Regions from separate parts of the Mus musculus genome. Here region 2 is linked to region 1. Evidence: chromatin contacts called from ENCODE Hi-C data. All regions are on one chromosome and are shown on one strand. Each heading gives the region's core, a stretch centred on a gene start or an enhancer-like site at or near the end of the contact. The rest is flanking DNA. Distances are from core to core; before and after follow the strand shown. Region 1 holds the start of Ankrd60 (ankyrin repeat domain 60). Region 2 has its middle 52 kb from the start of Vapb.

The links. A loop is a pair of places that touch in the nucleus more often than their neighbours do.
Region 2: a loop to region 1 is called in a map of heart, with 2.3 times the contacts of the local background. The contact joins the enhancer-like site here to the promoter of Ankrd60 in region 1. A Hi-C loop is called at or near these places in 5 of 37 maps with a recorded cell type or tissue (adrenal gland, heart and left cerebral cortex).

The regions. Positions count from the first base shown.
Region 1 is chr2:173,576,829-173,582,837 of GRCm38, reverse strand. It overlaps Ankrd60 (ankyrin repeat domain 60), which reads left to right and starts at 4,565. Exons shown (of 4, transcript NM_027303.2): 1 at 4,565-4,848. The coding sequence starts at 4,764. It also overlaps the pseudogene Ppp4r1l-ps.
Region 2 is chr2:173,786,868-173,792,852 of GRCm38, reverse strand. It overlaps the pseudogene Gm14371. Among named protein-coding and RNA genes, the nearest start is that of Vapb, 52 kb to the right of the region's middle. Within about 2 kb of position 2,069, at least 1 of the 3 ENCODE cell types and tissues checked has a DNase peak (open chromatin) inside an H3K27ac peak, as active enhancers do; it is heart, where a contact is called at or near this core.

The sequences.
Region 1 (6,009 bases), core at 3,316-5,815:
CCTTTAGGCACTCTGTAAGTTAGGGGGCAGTGCACAGACTCCACTGCTGAGCTCAGGTAGGCATGGCTAGCTTTGAGAGGCCTGAGCCTGGGCCAGCATTTGGGTTAGCCTGGCAGCCAGTTCCTGTCTTAAAGGCGGGGTGCTGAATACCTTCTTATTGCCCGAGTGTGTACAATACGGCAGCCTCGTGCAGGGTGATTGGTGCAAAGGATGAGCTACTGCACCCCTGAAGAAACTGGGTTCAGAAAAGCAAAAGGACTTACCTGAGGCCACAAAGTGACCAGTTTAAGTTTCAAATCTGCATCTGCCTGGCTCCAGAGCCCACGCTTCTCCTGCAGACCTTGCCGTCCTTGGCAGCCATTCCTTGGTAGTGAGTTATAAAAACTATAAACTGGCCGGGCGTGGTGGCGCACGCCTTTAATCCCAGCACTCGGGAGGCAAAGGCAGGCGGATTTCTGAGTTCAAGGCCAGCCTGGGCCTGGTCTACAGAGTGAGTACCAGGACAGCCAGGGCAGCACAGAGAAACCCTGTCTCGAAAAACAAAAAAACAAAAAACAAAAACATATAAACTGCTTATAACTAAATTCATTTCTTGAAATTTAAAAGGCCCCCCCCCCACCTTGCGCATCAAACCTATAGATTCAGAGGTAGTGTCTTTACAATGACATAAGTATGTGTGCTTTGACATCTTGAGGAAGTCACTGCCAGGCTCTCTTTTCTGCAGGCTGTGGTGAGTGAAGGGTCTGTTCCTATGGACCAGTCTGTGGGACACTTGCCTGCCAGCCTCCTGAGCCTGGTGTCGGATCCTGTGCCAAAGGAAAAGGTTCTGCTGCCCAAGGCACTGCGGCAGACACTGCTGGAGAAGGGTGTGTGGACCTTGCTGGCTTCTCTGTTAACCCTGGCTGTGACAGGTGGCAGCTAGGTCCCCCAAAGAATTATATATAGCAGGCTGGATGGTAGTACACTGGAGATACATCACAGCTGAAGGGGTGAACATAATTCCATTTCTTAAACAAAGATACCCCAGATACAAACTATCACACTGTTTTCTAGATAGTGAAGGCATTTTTCAGTTCCGGTTATGATAGGAAAGGAAGCCAAAATCTTATCTCAAAGCTCTCGCAGTGTGATGCCTGCCACTGGTCTGTTTAAGCCTGAGTGATGCTGCGTGCAGACTGTGTGTCTGTACTGGCTCGTTTCCCCACCGTGGTGTGGCCCCCTGTTTGCTCATTTCCCACCTTCCCCCTGTCCTGCTCCCCACATATGTTAGATCTCAGGAACTACAGAGCAAGAGGCATGCAAATATTTAGTTACTTTAACTTTTAAAGCAGGTGTCACTACTAGCAGTCCACCATTAAAATCTCAGAAATACTTTTGGAATAAGGTGTTTTACCATCTGAAAGGACTTGGGTACAAGGCTATTTTTGGAAAATTTATCCAGGGTCTTGGCATAGCCTAAAAGATAACAAAACTAGGATATATTATACAACACAGGTCATGGCACATGGAACTCCAACTTTTCTCTCCTTGGCATATTTTAGAAATGCTGAGAACCATCATCTTGAAGTTGTTGAGGAGTTTCTCCTGGCTCTGCAGTCTGACAAGGACCAAGATAATTCATTTTTTTGCTTCCTTAGAACCAAAGATACAGAATGCTATAGAAACCACTCTACTGGAAGACTTGAACTGGCATCCTGTGATGGGTGCACAGAGATGCCTCTGATGAACATGTGGCTTGTACTCGAAGAAAACCTAGTTAGTTGTATAAGAGCTTCCAGATGAGGCTTCTTTCAGGTGATGGCAGCCTAGTCCTTACCACCTCTGCAGACCTGATCAGTGGCGGGTTTGTAGGGAGGCTGTGGGTCCAGGTACCAATGGCTCTCAGGCTTCCTCACCACGAGCTATGGCCAGCAGTTTGTTATTTAGAAAGACTGGTTTTTCAAACCTCCCCTCAGAGCCTGGTACAGTTGCTCACATCTATAATTCTAGCACCTGGAAGGCTGGAGCAGGGAGATCAAAAGTTCAAACATAATATAGAGAATTCTAGGCATGTCTGAGCTACATAACAAAACCCTATTCAAGGAAACCAAACATAAATACAGCTCCCCTTGCCAATAAAGTAATCTAGTAGAAGCCTGTAAGTATTTTCTGGGCTTGCTGCCCTCATCCTCTCTCAGAAAATGGAGTTTATGGCACTGTATTTTATCTCCAGCGGAAATGCTGTACCCGTGTAAATAACTTGACAGGAGAAAGCCCCATGGATGTGACACTAGGTTCTGCAGAGAGTAAACATGCCACCTGAATCGTGTTTTGCTTCGGGACCGCTGCAGAGGCAGCTCCTCTGGGGACTTTTGGAGTGTCCTTGTAAAAGCAGCCTAGTAAAGAACTTTTATTCCCCTGTCATCTGGCTCCTCTCAGGTATTTCCCTCACCCTTTCCCTAATTCAGAAACTGTGAAAATGTAAACTGTGTGTTGGTCTTTGACAGTAGCTAGAGTCATAAGGTTGCTTTAATGTGGACATGTCCAGGGATTCGGTGGGTGGTGTAGGGACCGATGCCTGAGGTACATGGATACTGGTTATACTTTAGACTCAAAAATAAAAAAGAAAGAAAGAAAAAAGGAAAGAAAGAAGAAAGATAAGAAAAGAAGCCATACTTTTAACGAGAACTTTCTACAGATTCCATTGATTTGGGGAGTTATGTACTCTACATTGGCTTAAGTACACAGAACTTAGATTTCCTAGTTTTGAATTTCAGATGAACAAAAGGATGCTGTACAGTTTAAACATTTTTCATTAATTAATGATTCTGTGTTCTGTAAACGTTTGATTATGGGTCTGGACCTGTTTCTGCCCTGCTCTGTGTTCTCTGGTTTGAATACAGCGAAGTGGTGGGGAGCCCGTGGGACACAGGAGCTTCTTCCTAAAAACAAACTTCAAGGTCATATACTGAATTTCCTGTTACACGGGATACCCCTGCAGGTCCCCAAATTCTATTGATCTTGTTATTCAAGAGGAAAGGAAGGCGTCTATGCGGTGCCAAAGAGACTAGGAAAAATGTAAAGAACTCAAATACCCAGCACAGGCAACATCTGGGCTACTGTAGCACAGAGTTAATTCATTAAAGTTAGAGACACACGATTAAAAACAAAGCCAGAAGCTGTCCCGCTTTGTGTGTGCTGCGTGTCTACAGTAAGAACACGAGGCACGCTGCAGGGCCTCTGCAGCAAAACAAGCTTCTACTGCTCAGGTAATGGAAACTTATCAAGTCTGTTGGTCTAAAAGGAGGGAAAATTATTCTCAGCTAGAATCTTGGATCCTTTATAGAGCATAATTTTCTAGAAAGAAGAGCAAAAACACCAGGCAGTCATGACACACGCCTTTAATCAGAGCACTCGGGAAGCAGAGGCAGGCAGATCTCTGATTTTGAGGTCAACCTGGTCTACAGAGTGAGTTCCAGGGCACTCAGGGCTACACAGAGAAACCCTGTCTCAAAAAACAAAACAAAACAAAACAAAACAAAACAAAACAAAAAAATCCCACAAACAAAAGACAAATAATAAAGATAAAAATAACTATTTAGTGTTCTGAGGTAGAATCTAGGTACTGAAATGAAATTGTTCACTTATGACAAGACCAGCCTCCTATCAAGACTGTGGCTACAAGACAGCTGCTGGGGGGGGGGGGGGGAGTTCTGTTCCTGGGTGGAGCCTTGGGATCAATACTCAGTACTGCAGAAAAAGAAAAAAGAAAAAAAAAAAAAAGAAAGACTGTAAGACCCCAGCCTGTTCACTGTACACATTATAATTATCCATCATTTAGAATGAGCCTCTCTGATATAAAAGGATTAAACCACCGTCCCTTTATGTCACCTTGAACTGCATGTGCCTCTGCCCCCAAGTGAGTGGGTGGCCTGGACCACCATGCCTTAGACCAAATTTGTGTAACTGCTATACAAACTATTTTTCAAGCTTCTATTTTGTTCGTGGTAACAACAGAGTTTTTGAAGGGCGTTCTGGCTCCCTGCCCGTTCCATGGTGCTTCCTCTAGCCCCTAAAGGCCTTGCTTTGGGTCTGGTGGTATTTGAGGGCCTACACCCTCCCAACCCTGCGGTTTGAGCTTCCCCTGAAAAGGTTTAAGCCTAGCCTTCCCATCAGATGTGTTCCATACTTTTCTCCCTCCGAGGATGTCACAACGTCAGGGCACACGGGTTTGATGCCATTTCCACCCAAGCCTCTGCCTGTTCCAGCGTGGCCCAGGTTAGCTTGGATTGCTATGTTCCTAAAAGCACACGGCAGCAAGCCTGTCGACCACCTTAGAAACTGTGGACCCAGCGTTTCTCCCTAACCATGCAGACTGCCCTGAACAGACAAGAGGTTCCCCACAGGGCTAGCAGGCTGGCGAGGACCGCGGAGGAGGCTGGGGGGGGGGGGGGGGAGCAGTCTCCGGAAGCGCGGGCGCCCCTCTCCTGTCCCGGGGGCCCCAGGCGGGGGCGGCGATGACGCGCGGGATGACGCGGGCCATGCGGAGGGCGGCAGACGTGGCGGGGGCGGGCGCGCGTCCGCCGAAACGGCAGGGGGACGACCCCAAGGCGGGCGCGCGCCACACTCAGCCCTCCAGCAGGGCCCGCGCACAGGTTAGGGGGCACACAGGGGACCCGCTTGCCTCCACCGTGTCGCCAGACTTGACTCCTGACGTCTATGTCCTGCGGGTGAAGCTGGAGGAGACTGGGGAGCTGTTCCGCGTGGCCAACTGCCGCAACGACATGACAGTGCGGGAGCTCAAAGAAGAGCTGGACCTGATGGTCGGCATCCCCTTCAACCTGCAGCGGCTGCATTTCCTGGACCGAGGTGGCCCCTGCCCGACCCCTTCCCGCACCCCATGAGCTCCTCCCACTCAATGGCCCCCCCCCCCGGCCCACTCCTGCCCTGGGTCCCCATGACACTCGTAACTGCCAGAGAATCCAAGGTGACCAAGTCAAACCCAACCACTCGAGCCCCATCTAGAACGGCCCCTTGGAGCGCTGGCCACTCAAGGGCTCCTAACTCCAAGCACATGGGTGGGTGTCTTATTAACCCCAAATATATAGGTGAACCTCATTCACAAGCATTGTGTCTGTCGCAGGCTGTGGTCTGCCAACCTTGAGCAAGTCCAGGCTGCTCAGAACCTCAACTCTCAAAACCACAAGACCTTCTGGGCAGCCTCTTGTCTTCCTTAGGGAGCCCAGGCCCCCAAGACAACCATGTCTACCTAAGACTTCACTCTTGAAACAAAACTAGGTCTTAGTAGACCCTACCACTACCAAATCGAGGACAGGCCTTTCCCCCCATGAGAACCTGGATCCAAACCAAACCCTAAGTGGTGGATACCAAATTCTCTAGTTAGCCTGTCTATGCGAGCATTTCAGAAGCTGGGACAAACCTTGTTGGCCTCAGGTCCCCAAAGGCAGAGGACATCTGCCTAAGATTGAACCCCAAATCTCCAAGCTGAAAATAACTAGCTCAGAGCCCCAACCCTAAAACTCAAACCAACCGTGTCCATACATGTCTGCACAAACACAGAAGAAGCCATCTGGACCTGGGACCCTCAAGACCCAGGACAAAGTCGACCAAGACTGAACTTGGTTTCTAGGCTAATGACCACTGCCTCGGGAACCCATGTCCTCCATCCCCACTGGCTATCCAGAGATACTAAACAAAATCCTACCCACCTTAGGAAACCCCAAATCCAGGCCAAGCATGACCAGATCTATTTTAGGTGACCCCAAGATTCCATCAACTGTGTCTACATAGAGATGCTAGAACTCAGATCAAACTTTCCCCTCCTGGAACCCCAAACCCAGAATAAAGCTGAGTGCCCAGATCTCATTCCCACACCAACCGCTACCAACACCGCCCCCCAACTCATACCAACTGTATATTCTCTCAAGGGTGTTAAAATTCAAAACAAAACCTGCCAATCCTACAACCCCAAGCCCAGAACACAGCTACTCAAGGTTAAACCCCCAAATC
Region 2 (5,985 bases), core at 820-3,319, 210 kb before region 1:
AGCTGGCAACACAGCACACGGATAAATCCGGTCCTCAAGGGCCACAGAGCATGGAAAGAGGGCTTGATCTGAGCTGAGACCTTGGCCTCTCCCCGCAGGCTGCGGCCTCTAAGTCTCCCTCGCCCACGCCTAGCGCCTGCAAGCTTAGGGCTAGCCAAGCGGGGGCATAGTCCACGGAGGAAAGTGCATCTCTGCCTTTGGAAACTAATTAATACTAATGATAGCTGCAGCACAATGTGCTCTGTAATTAGCCCTGCATCTTCTTCCAGAATCTGCTGCTGTCAACAGACGGGGAGGAACACAGCAAGCATCTTCGGGACTGCCCCAGGGGGAGGTCAGGGCCATGAGGCTGCATAGCAACATCTGGAGGCAGGACCCAGCAAGCCTGACCCCCCCAATGTCCCCACACCGCGATGCTAATATAGCGGGTTCTCATCCGCTCAGGGGTGCTGTCATCACGGTGGGGACCCTGCTCATAGGCCTAGGTGTCCGTCATCTGCACACTGCGAGATTAACTGGTGTCCTAGTGGGCTCAAGGGTTTTCAGGGCTGTGAGACACTTGTCCCCAGCTCCTTCTGCCTCCTCCCACCCGTGTCTCTTATCACAGATCTTGAACAATCCTATATGAGGCTAATGATGCATGCAGAGGAAAGCCCTTGGCCTCTCCGAGACAGTGTGTGGTTCAATCAGGCCAAGGAGACTGCTCTAACTTATTATCCATTCTTCTCTGGGAGAGGGGAGGGGGGAAGGCACCAAGTTAATATTCTCTGTGGGTCTCAGACAGCTACGAGTGTTCCTGGCATATTTACCAAAGTACAAGAAATAATTAGATTATTTACAGTCCTGGACTACATGGCAGTAGGGAGGGAGGTTAGCCCTGTGGGGATGACAGTAGGTGTCGAGGACACAGCCATGGCTGAGCGAGCCTCTGAGGCTTGAAGCAACCATGCCAACGTTCATCATCAAATTTAAATCTTTTAATAAAGTTAAACAGCCTGAAAAATGTTCTCACTGGTTATTAAAGTCAACCAACGGGACTATAGTTCCAAAGAAAAGACATGTGGGAGAGAGGAGAGAGGAACAAAGCAGGGGTGAAGCCCAGCCTGCTGCGTACTCCCAATACCCCCTCCCTCATCCCTCCATTGTGCCTCCTATACGGAGCACCGAAGCTCTGGCTGTCTGCAGCAGCGTCCAGCCAAGGCTCCCTACACCCCAGATGTGTCTGCCTCTCTGTTTCTTGATTGCAGAAGGGGGCTGGCTGGGGATCTCTGCCACATGTCCTCCCTCGGCACTTTCATTCAAGTCTCAGACTGAATACTATCTCCTCAAGAAGACTAGCATTAGTGCCTCCCCCCAAAACATCACCCCCCCCCCTCTCTTCCACCCACCATGGCCACATGTTGATCAGTGTTAGAAGGGCTTTTAATTCATTCATGTCTATCTTCTAGACAATGTAACCCCATCTCAGCATCTTCCCGGTGGGCTCAGAAATGCCTGGGGCCGGGTGGAAAGGGCCTGAGAACATAGGTGACTCTTGAGGATACAGGGACTGGTGAAAGCCAAAGGCCACTTGTGGCCTCCCTGGTGGGAAAGACTGAAGCAGTTTCTCTGTAGCTTCCATATGGAGACATGTGGGCACAGAGAGGGGCTTGGCACAGGGCTTCACAGTAAGCAGAGGCTTGGGTCAGCTAGATCCCGGCTGGGGACAGAGGTCAGGGCGTTCTAGGAGGAATGTGGGGGCTTCTTGCTGTAACAGGGAAGGTCATTTGGAATGGCTCAGCAGGTCCTGTGCTACCTGGTTACATACGCTAAATCAGAGGGTGCTTCCGGGCTGGGCTTCGTTCGCTATGCCCACTATGGAGAGAGCTGACAGAAGAAAGCCTCTTTTAGTGAGGAGAGAAGTGGTGGGCAGAGGCCAGGGCCTCGAAACCCCCAGGCCTTGCCACCCTGGCAGAGAGAGAGACCCAGAAGCATTCTCCTTGGCAGAAGGGAAGAGCCTAGTCTCGGCTGTGAAAAAACAAAACAAAATTAATGTTCTCCACTGTGTGTGCAGTCACGTTGACAGGGAGGCAAAGCCCGTGCGGTTGATAATTTCACAGTGCAAGTCCCAGGAGAGCAAAAGAGCTTTTTTTCTTTTTAATAAAAAGTTTAGATTGTACACAGCTCTCGGAGGCCCGTTAGCTACCAGACTCTGCCTAGCAGAGGCCGTTGTTTCTTTGCTTTTCTCTAAGCGAATGTGTTTAATCTCCCAGCGGTACCACCGAGCAAAGAAGCAGTGTGTGTGTGTGTGTGTGTGTGTGTGTGTGTGTGTGTGTGTGTGTGTGTGTGTGTGTGTGCTGCTGACGCTCGCTCGGCCTCTCCGTGTGTCCTCTCCTGGGAGCCAGGGTGACTCAGGCTCTGGCTGGAGCCTCTGACGCAGGTGGAATTGCATTAGGGCCCTGGCAGGGGCTGGTGCAGGGCCATTAGTCACTGATGAGGGCTGGGGGCAGGGGTTGTTCCCACTTACAGAGGTGGGCTTCGGGTGGCAGCCGTCCACCTCCCGTCTGCTCAGAGCTAGTCACCTGAAGAGATGGAAGACCCACTTCCACAAAGGGCAGAAATCATCCGTCCACACTGGAGGACTCTCCTATAGTCCAGGCAGCCCCCTCCTCCATGCCAGCCATTCTGTGGTCATCTCTGTTTTCTCACAGAGCTCAGCCCACTCCTTCCGGCTCCTTCAGCCCCTGCTCAGCTGGGTTGTCGCCCCCTACATCTCCATCACACATTTATCAACAACATCCTGTTTATTCACTTGGATCTCCAGAACAGCAGACCTCCTGTCAGGGCCCCTGCTGGGCCTCCCGCTTGCAGTGTCACCTGGCCCTGCAGGCGGGAGCTTACCAAACACTGGCTGAATGGGTAAATGCCGCCCGCATCCTGTCTGGAGGCTCAGGATGGGCTATTAAGTATCTACAAGGCACACACTGGCTTTAAGCACTCTCCATACTGCTTTTTCAGAAAGAATGGACGGAGCCAAACGCAGACATAAGACCTGGAGGACACTTGGCTCTCTTGGGGTAGTTGGTTTTAGAGCATCGAGGGTAACTCCTGTCTCAGATCAGGAGGCCACGGGACCTGACACTGTCCCAGGCACCCCAAGGGACCGAGAGGTCCTGAACCCCTTGAAAGAGCCATAGGTCGGTCAAGCCTCCTGCCCTGGCCCTGAAGGCCTGCCCCACAGCAGGTGACTGGCAGAGGGCTCTAGGCCATCCAGCCCCCAATTAGAAAACCAACAACACTGTGCAGACTTGTTGAGGGGGGCCTCCTCCCAGTGTGTTGCCCTTCCTAGGGGGCATTTAATAATTGATATCTTAGTCCTGGGGTACCTTTTAAATCTCTTAGACTAAGGGGAGAAGTAACAAGCAAAGGAGGTCTTGTTTGTTAAAAGAAATGCAAGACACCTCAGGAGGGAGTCCGGCTTTCAGACTCTGAGCTGAAGAGGGTCAGGGCTCTGTTCCTCTCCCTCCACTTCCTTCAGAAGTTCTAGGCTAAGTAGAAAGGGAGAAGAGAATGTGGCCAGCAAGATGGGAGTGAGACTGAGGCTGGGATGGATAGGTAGTAGCTCCTCCCTGACAGTAGGCCTTGGAGAGCTGAATTCGTAGGTGGTCAGGATAAGGCTCAGAAGCAAGCTCATGTGTCACAGGTCTGGGCTTAGAGAACTGGCTGCCTGGCCAGCTTACAACAACAGAAGAGCAGAAGGGCTGGGCACAGGGCATCTTTGCAGTGCTTCTAAGTGTGTAAATTAAGGAGTTGTGTCCAGCTAGAGCCAGAGAAGAACCAAACATTCAACCCCTTGGAGTCAGCGACAACCAGGAGCAGAATTATCATACTGAGAATGATATGGGCTGTGAATCGAACCCTAGTGTTAGATAGCGCACAGCATCCTGTTGTCCATGGCTTCCATAGAGGAAGTGAGCAAGAGCATGCAGCCAGATAGCAGATGGAAGATTTTAACCCTTTAAATATGCACAAAGTCATGTGCTAGACCAGACAAAGGCCTGTGTTTGATTCTAAGCACCACAGAAAACAGAAAAACAAACAAACAAACAAACAAACAAATAAAAAACCTGCCTTTCCCAGTTTCTTTGGCTAGAAAAAGCAAACATGTATCAAAGAACAATTATGTCCCTAGAGGAAAAAAAAATCTACATCTGCTAAATATGGTGATGAAATAGGAGGGGCAGGAGCTCAAGGCCAGCTTCAACTTTGTAGTAAGTTGGATATTAGCTTGGATCACAGGAGATCCTATCTCTAGAAATAATTCCCAAACACCAAACATACATACATACATACACACAAGAAGCAGTTGTCACTCACAAATACAAACTGGGAAAGAAAGAAATCTTGAAAATTACAATATGCAGGAGGCAGAGGCAGATGGATCTCTGTGAGTTAGAGACCAACCTGGTCTATATAGAAGGTTCCAGGCCAGCCATGGTTATATTGTGAAACTTGTCAAAAAAAAAGAAAAAAAAAAAAAAAAAAGCAGAAAAGTCAAAAGATTGTAAGTTAGAGTTGAAAAATTTCCCAGAAATAAACAGCAGAAATTTGGGGTGATTTTAGATTTTTTTTAAAGGGAACTATTAGAAGTGAAATGATGTTTTCAAAATCCCCAAAGGCACAAGCAACCTTGACTTTTATATCCAGTACAACTATCTAGTCAAGTGTGAGGACAGAATGGGACAGCTTCCTGTATTTTTCTCAGAAAAATTATGTCCCACATATGCCTTTCACAAAGACCTGATAAGAGCTGTGGTTTTACAAAAGAAATAAAAGAAGAAAGACCTAACTAGTCCACTCTTTGGTCCTTACCCAAAGAACTCCATGTCTTACCATGGGGATATTTGCACATCCATGCTTATTGCTGCTCTATGTACTATACAAAAAATAAGTAAGTAAATAAATTAAATAAAATTAAAAATGGAACCAACTTAGATGTCCATCAACAGATGAATAGATAATAAAGACATGGTGCACATATACAGTGGAATATTATTCAGCTGTAAACAAAAATGAAATTGTGAAATCTACAGGAAAACGGATGGACCTGAAAAGCATATTTAGCAAGGTGAAAGAAAAGAAATGCATGTTCTCCCTCATATGCAAATCCTAACCTAAATTGTATATATGTTTATATGTAAATGGGTATAAGTATGGACATACTTTAAAATTTAGAAATGAGACCAAGGGGCTAATAACAAGAGATGAGGAAGGACAGAGTGCAGGCAACAGACACGAGTCCTGACTGATGACCTAAAGCTATTTTTTCCTAATTTCAATTCAGTTAATACATTCTTGTGTGTGTGTGTGTGTGTGTGTGTGTGTGTTGCATAAATGAATAAAAATGCAATTTATGTTAGAAGTATAAAACCCTAAGTGAAGCTCCTGGCTTCAGAATGGCTGTCACAATTGTTCAAAAGTTCACTGAGAAGCATGGAGGTTGGGGAAATGTTCGAGAGGGTTCCTTAGACCTGCTGCTGGGCACTGTTTTCATTTAGTCAATTAGAATAAAGCAATTTTATTCATATTTTTTTAAAAATACAGTAATAACTAAATAAATCAGAAAAAGAAAATGGAGACCTAGAAAAGAGGAGTTGCAGCCCAAAAGAGAGCAAAGGAGATTTACTAATGACAGTAAATGGGGCGCATGGGGTGTCAGCACAGACGGGGTCTGGAGTGGGACCTCCAAAGACAACTGGGGAGATTAGTGTGGATGGGTGTGACTGCAGAGACTCACCTGTTAGGGTTTGGTGTCAAACTGATTGGACAGGGAGACCTAAATCAGAAAGACACTAAGATTCAGTGGGTTATGAATAAAAGGTTGATTACCAGCACGACTGTCAACAGCACTGTGTTCAGTCATAGAACAGGACACTGATATAGCCAAACTCTATGGCATAGTTCTTTGAAAGAAAGGGGAAGGAAAGCTGTGCCTGGGACATGGTT